2 separate regions of the Homo sapiens genome follow, and region 1 is linked to region 2. The links are chromatin loops, found by intact Hi-C in ENCODE. Cell type or tissue: CD4-positive, alpha-beta T cell. All regions are shown on one strand. Region 1 overlaps AFG3L2 (AFG3 like matrix AAA peptidase subunit 2). Region 2 has its middle 13 kb from the start of SEH1L.

Region 1 (2,500 bases), 610 kb after region 2:
CAGATGGGCTGTGAAATTAAATTGGAGTCTTGATAAGAACATTTTAATTTGACTTAATATTTTAAAGATTGAATCCAGATCACTTGTTGCTGTCTTAATGGAATGGTTTTCTACAGGAGCTGTAACATACTTAAAAATATGAATGTATTATGTAAATATGGCTTCTTTACATAAAAAATAAAATGTCAACACTGTACTTTTCTGAACACACATAGGGTCCCTATTTATGCTCTGGATATTTTTAGAAAACATAATGGCAAGAAATTAAATTTTCTTGCTTTTTAGAGGAGAATCCTTCAAAATCTCAGCCTCGCTGGTTCTCATTAGCTCCCACAGGAGGTTGGAACCTTCTAGAGTTATGTGTCCTGTAAAGATGCACTGAGCTCTGGATATAAAGTACATGGGTCCTGAGGGGTTAGTCATGGCCTGAATCTGTGATAACCACCCCAGTGCAGGTCCTCAAGAGGCCAGTCATGGCCAGATGTTGGCCACACCTTCTGGGTATAGAAGTTAACGTATAACTGTAGCGGGCCTGGCAGGCTGACCTGAGCCGTCACCTGGATTTTAGAGAAGGAACAGTGGAACTAAGCTGGAGTCCCCTGGGCCCTGGCTCTCTGGGGACATCTCAGGAGTGGTCTGACTGGTAAGCTGCTCCTATTGTCTATTGAAAGGGAGTTATTGGTTATGTGCTTCCAGAAAAGTGAGTCTGTAGTGTTGCAAACCTATATCAAAATTCCTTAAAAAAGATGGCATGAGGAAGATTTGCTATGTCTTCTATCAATTGCTGTTATTTGGACATGGAGGAGACACTGGCATTTTTAACTATTTACATTTTTAGCAGTCTGTTTTAGCATTATTCCAGCTTGCCTTGTGTGGTGTTGATGTTGTCGGAACAGTGGCTTTAGAATTAACACAATCTAGTGGCATCCCTGCCATGGCCCCAGGCCATGCATGCTCCACCCATGGCTACTTCCCAGCAGCCTGAGATACCCACCTGTCCCCGGCAGGCCGTGGAAGCAGCTGTTTGGACTCCACAGCTCAGCATGCCAGGAGAACAGGCGCCCCCTGCTGGACCTTTGCACCTGCAGGCATTGCCACACTGGCCACTTCCTTTCCTCATAGGGTGTTTTTGGGAGGTGCCCAATGAAGCATTGTTTCCAGGCTGAGGCTCACACAGTTGTGAGGGTGCTGGGTGTGCTTTTTACCATACAGGCAGTAGACGATTAGGAGACGCTCTCTACTCCTTATCCAACCACTGCAAGGCATGGAGCCAGCGTGGGCTGCCCTCTCACAGGCCTTGGCTGTGAGACCTCCCGGGGGACGAGAGTGGGGCCCACTGTCTGTCAGGCTTGATACAGTAAGAGTGACAAAGCCAGATAGCACCGACAACACCCATGTTTCTGGTGAGGTGAGCAACCTTAAGCTCTGGGCCCTGGATGGCTGCTCAACCTGTGCAAGTGGCCCTCTGTGCTAGGAGCAACCGTGGCTCCCTGTGCCACCATCTTGTGGGGCCTGCTCATGCATAGATCTTTCCACGGTCACACAGAACATGTTTTCAGGACAGATGTGGGTGGTGAGCTGGTAAGATTTATTTTTACTGTGGTCTCAGAATAGTTCAGATTTCTGCAAAAAGATCTGTGATCACCTCAAGCCATGCTGCTGTGTTTAGTGATGAACTTTCCATCTGCCCAAGGCTGGGGCTTAACACAAAATAAATACAGCTAGTCAATGTAAGGCCTGGGATCACAGACCAAGGGTGGTGTTGTGGTTGTACTGTGGGGAACCCTAACCCTAAGTGGTCCCGAATGACAAAGCTTTGTCTGTCTCTTATTCCCTGTCCAACACAGGTCAGAGTGGGCTCTGCCCAGGATGGTCACTCAGGAACCTGGACGGGTGGACAGGAGGGATCGGGGGGGCTGCCCACGTGGGAGGCAGAGCAGGAGGGCTGGCACTGGCACATGACGCTTCCACTCGGGGGTGACACACTATGCCCATTCTTATGGCTAGAGCAAGTCCCACGTTCACAGCTTCAAGAGGGCAGGAAGAAGTAAAGCAAAAATATTGTCAACAGTGAGGTCTGTACCAGGCACTAGCAGGGCTACTGTGCGTGCCCCGTGGAGTTTATCTTTGGAAACTCCAAAGGTGTGGCCGGTGGTAGAAGCCATCAGGTGTGATGGGTCACAGCAGAAAAGGGCCCATCCCTTCCATGCAGGGCTGGCTGTTGGCACCCCAGCTCCCACCCAGCACCCCTGGCTTTGTCCGGAGGCCTTTTGGGGCTGTTTGTTCCCCTACAAGGTTGGGGAACCCTAGCCCAGGACCTGACTTGGGAAAATGCAAGATCCTGTGGGAGTCTAAAAGGTGGCTGCGGATGGAGGAGGGGCTTTTGTCTGTACTGCATTGCCTTCCAGCTAGCAACAGTTTTGGCTGCCCCCCTTAAAGCCTCCATTTAAAGAAGAGCCCTTTCCTCTGTTGTTTTCGTGAACTGAAGTGGGGAGGAGTT
Region 2 (2,500 bases):
AACTCTTCAGGAAGGAAGGTTTGGGTCACCCCACCAGGTGACAAACCATGACCAGCTGAGGTGCTTGCTGAGGGCAAAGGGAATCTGGAATGGGTAGTGGAAGCAGATGGTTATAAATACCAGCTAAACCACATGGCCAGTTACAAAAATGGGGACTGTAATTGTTACGAGTATTTCTTCCTTATTTGGTTACAAATGTGTTGTGTGTGTGTGTGTTTAGAAAATATATTTGTCTTCTTCTCTCTCTTATTCCCTTATATTACATAAGACATATCTTAATATTTCAGTTACAGGATACCAAAGAGAAGAGTAAACATGACCCAAGAACCCTACGTCCTCTTCTGGGGAAGGTTTAGTGTGTCTCTGGTTTTACCCAAGATAGTTGAATCAGGTGAGGTGCAAGTATGATTTTGCTGTTATCTGGAGATTAAGTATAGTTTAAGGAGATATGTAGAGGTGCCACGTTGACAAACAGTTGACTGCAGTAGTTAATTTTATTTATTTATTTATTTATTTGAGACAGGGTCTTACTCTGTTGTCAGGCTGGAGTGCAGAGGTGTGATCTCGGCTCACTGCAACCTCAGCCTCCCAGGCTCAAGTGATTCTCCTGCCTCAGCCTCCTAAGTAGCTGAGACTAAAGTGCGCGCCACCACACCCAGCTAATTTTTGTATTTTTAGTAGAGACAGGGTTTCACCATGTTGGCCAGGATAGTCTTGATCTCTTGACCTCGTGATCCACCCACCTCGGCCTCCCAAAGTGCTGGGATTACAGGCGTGAGCCACCGCGCCCAGCCTGCAGTAGTTAATTTTATGTGTCACTGTGGTTAAGCTATGGTGCCCAGTTGTTTGCTCAAACACTAGGTCTAGAAGTTGCTGTGAAGATATTTTGTAGGTATGATTAATATCTACAATCCATTGACTTTAAGGAGATTACCCTCAATAATGAGAGTGAGCCTCACCCATTCAGTTGAAGGACTTGAGAGCAAAGACTCTCAAGAGAGCAGGGAAAAAGAAGGAATTCTGCCTCAAGTCTGTAACACAGAAATCCTACCAGACTTTTTCTGGTTTGCTGACCTGCCCTACAGATTATAGACCAGCCAGGCCCCACAATCACATGAGCCAATTCCCTTAAATAAATTCCTTTAAAATATATCCATAGATCTCCCATTAGTTCTCTGCGAAACCTTGACTGGTACAGTTAGTTTCACTTGTTTTGTGAAGTTTCACTTGTTTTGTGCTTCCTGTACATGAAATTACACAATCTATACTTTTCCTACCCAGCTCCTTTTGTTCTACATGACATTTGTGAGCTTCATTCCTACTTTCCTCAGGTTCATCCGTGAACTGTGTGTGAGCTGCGGGGTCAGACCCACCGTCTGCATGTGTAGCATTCCTGTGAGACAGGAGCCAGCAGGCGGCACTATGACATCGCATATGGAACTTGGAAACGTCCTGTAACTGCAAATTCCTAGGTGTCAGCCACAGCTGAATTTTTCAGTGGTCTGTCACAGGGCAGGCAGCTTATCGTCAAACTGGAAATAAAATCTTTACATTTCTAAATTTGATGTTAATTGAGTTGATAAAATTTGGCCGGGCGCGGTGGCTCATGCCTTTACCAGCAGTTTGGGAGGCTGAGGCAGGCAGATGACTTAAGGTCAGGAGTTCGCGACTAGCCTGGCCAACACGGCGAGACCCCGTCTCTACTAAAAATACAAAAATTAGCTGGGTGTGGTGGTGATCACCTGTAATCCCAGCTACTCGGGAGGCTGAGGCAGGAGAATTGCTTGAGCCCTGGAAGCGGTGGGTGCAGTGAGCCAAGATCACGCCACTGCACTCCAGCCTGGGCGACAGAGTGAGACTCTGTCTCAGAAATAATAATAATAATAAAATAAAATAAAATTGAAGTGCTCAGGACACGAGAGGCCTTCACAGAAGTAAGCTGTGGCAGGGGGAGAGGAGAGGGGCTGATGTGCCCTCAGCCCAGCACTAGGGAGTGTCAACGCCCTGGAGGGGTCTGGTACTTTACTTGCCAGCTAATGCGTTGCGCCGTCACAGACTAGTGGATATGGATACTGGCAGGAGCTGTGTTATGTATTTTTTTTTTTTATAGACAGGGTCTCACTCTGTTGCCCAGGCTGGAGTGCAGTGATGCAATCATCGCTCACTGCAGCCTCAAATTCCTGGGCTCAAGCGATCCTCCTGCCTCAGCACCCCCAAAGTTCTGGGACTACAGGCATGAACCACTGTGCCTAGCTAGAAGCCGTGTTATTATTTACAACAATCACTATAGCCATAGTACCCACATTTCCTTGCCCTAAGTCCTAGCATGTGGGGCCGGATGACACCTGCACAAGCAGTGGCTTGCAATTCATGACAATCTCTGAGCTTGGGGACCCTGAATGTTTGACAATGGGCAGTAAGCCTGCCTACCCATTTGCTCTGGAAAGAGCTGCTCTTTCTATCTTCCAAGCAACTGCCCTTTGTTGTAAGCAGTGTAAGC

The links. Peaks named below come from ENCODE experiments on the same cell type or tissue, not always from the same donor. Only the 100,000 strongest peaks of a DNase experiment are listed, where the experiment ranks them.
Region 1: a loop joins it to region 2, with 9 times the contacts of the local background. A loop is called at or near these places in 4 of 110 quality-filtered maps.

Annotation. Positions count from the first base shown.
Region 1 is chr18:12,326,654-12,329,153 of GRCh38, reverse strand. It overlaps AFG3L2 (AFG3 like matrix AAA peptidase subunit 2), which reads left to right. Exons shown (of 17, transcript NM_006796.3): 17 at 1-210. It also overlaps a transcript of TUBB6 not described here. Among named protein-coding and RNA genes, the nearest start is that of TUBB6, 20 kb to the right of the region's middle. RefSeq lists a silencer at 910-1,204 and an enhancer at 739-1,588. In CD4-positive, alpha-beta T cell, CTCF peaks have their summits at 867 and 1,071 (motif pointing left); a DNase peak (open chromatin) is centred at 1,063.
Region 2 is chr18:12,933,576-12,936,075 of GRCh38, reverse strand. No RefSeq gene overlaps it. Among named protein-coding and RNA genes, the nearest start is that of SEH1L, 13 kb to the left of the region's middle. In CD4-positive, alpha-beta T cell, CTCF peaks have their summits at 1,212 and 1,412 (motif pointing right); a DNase peak (open chromatin) is centred at 1,415.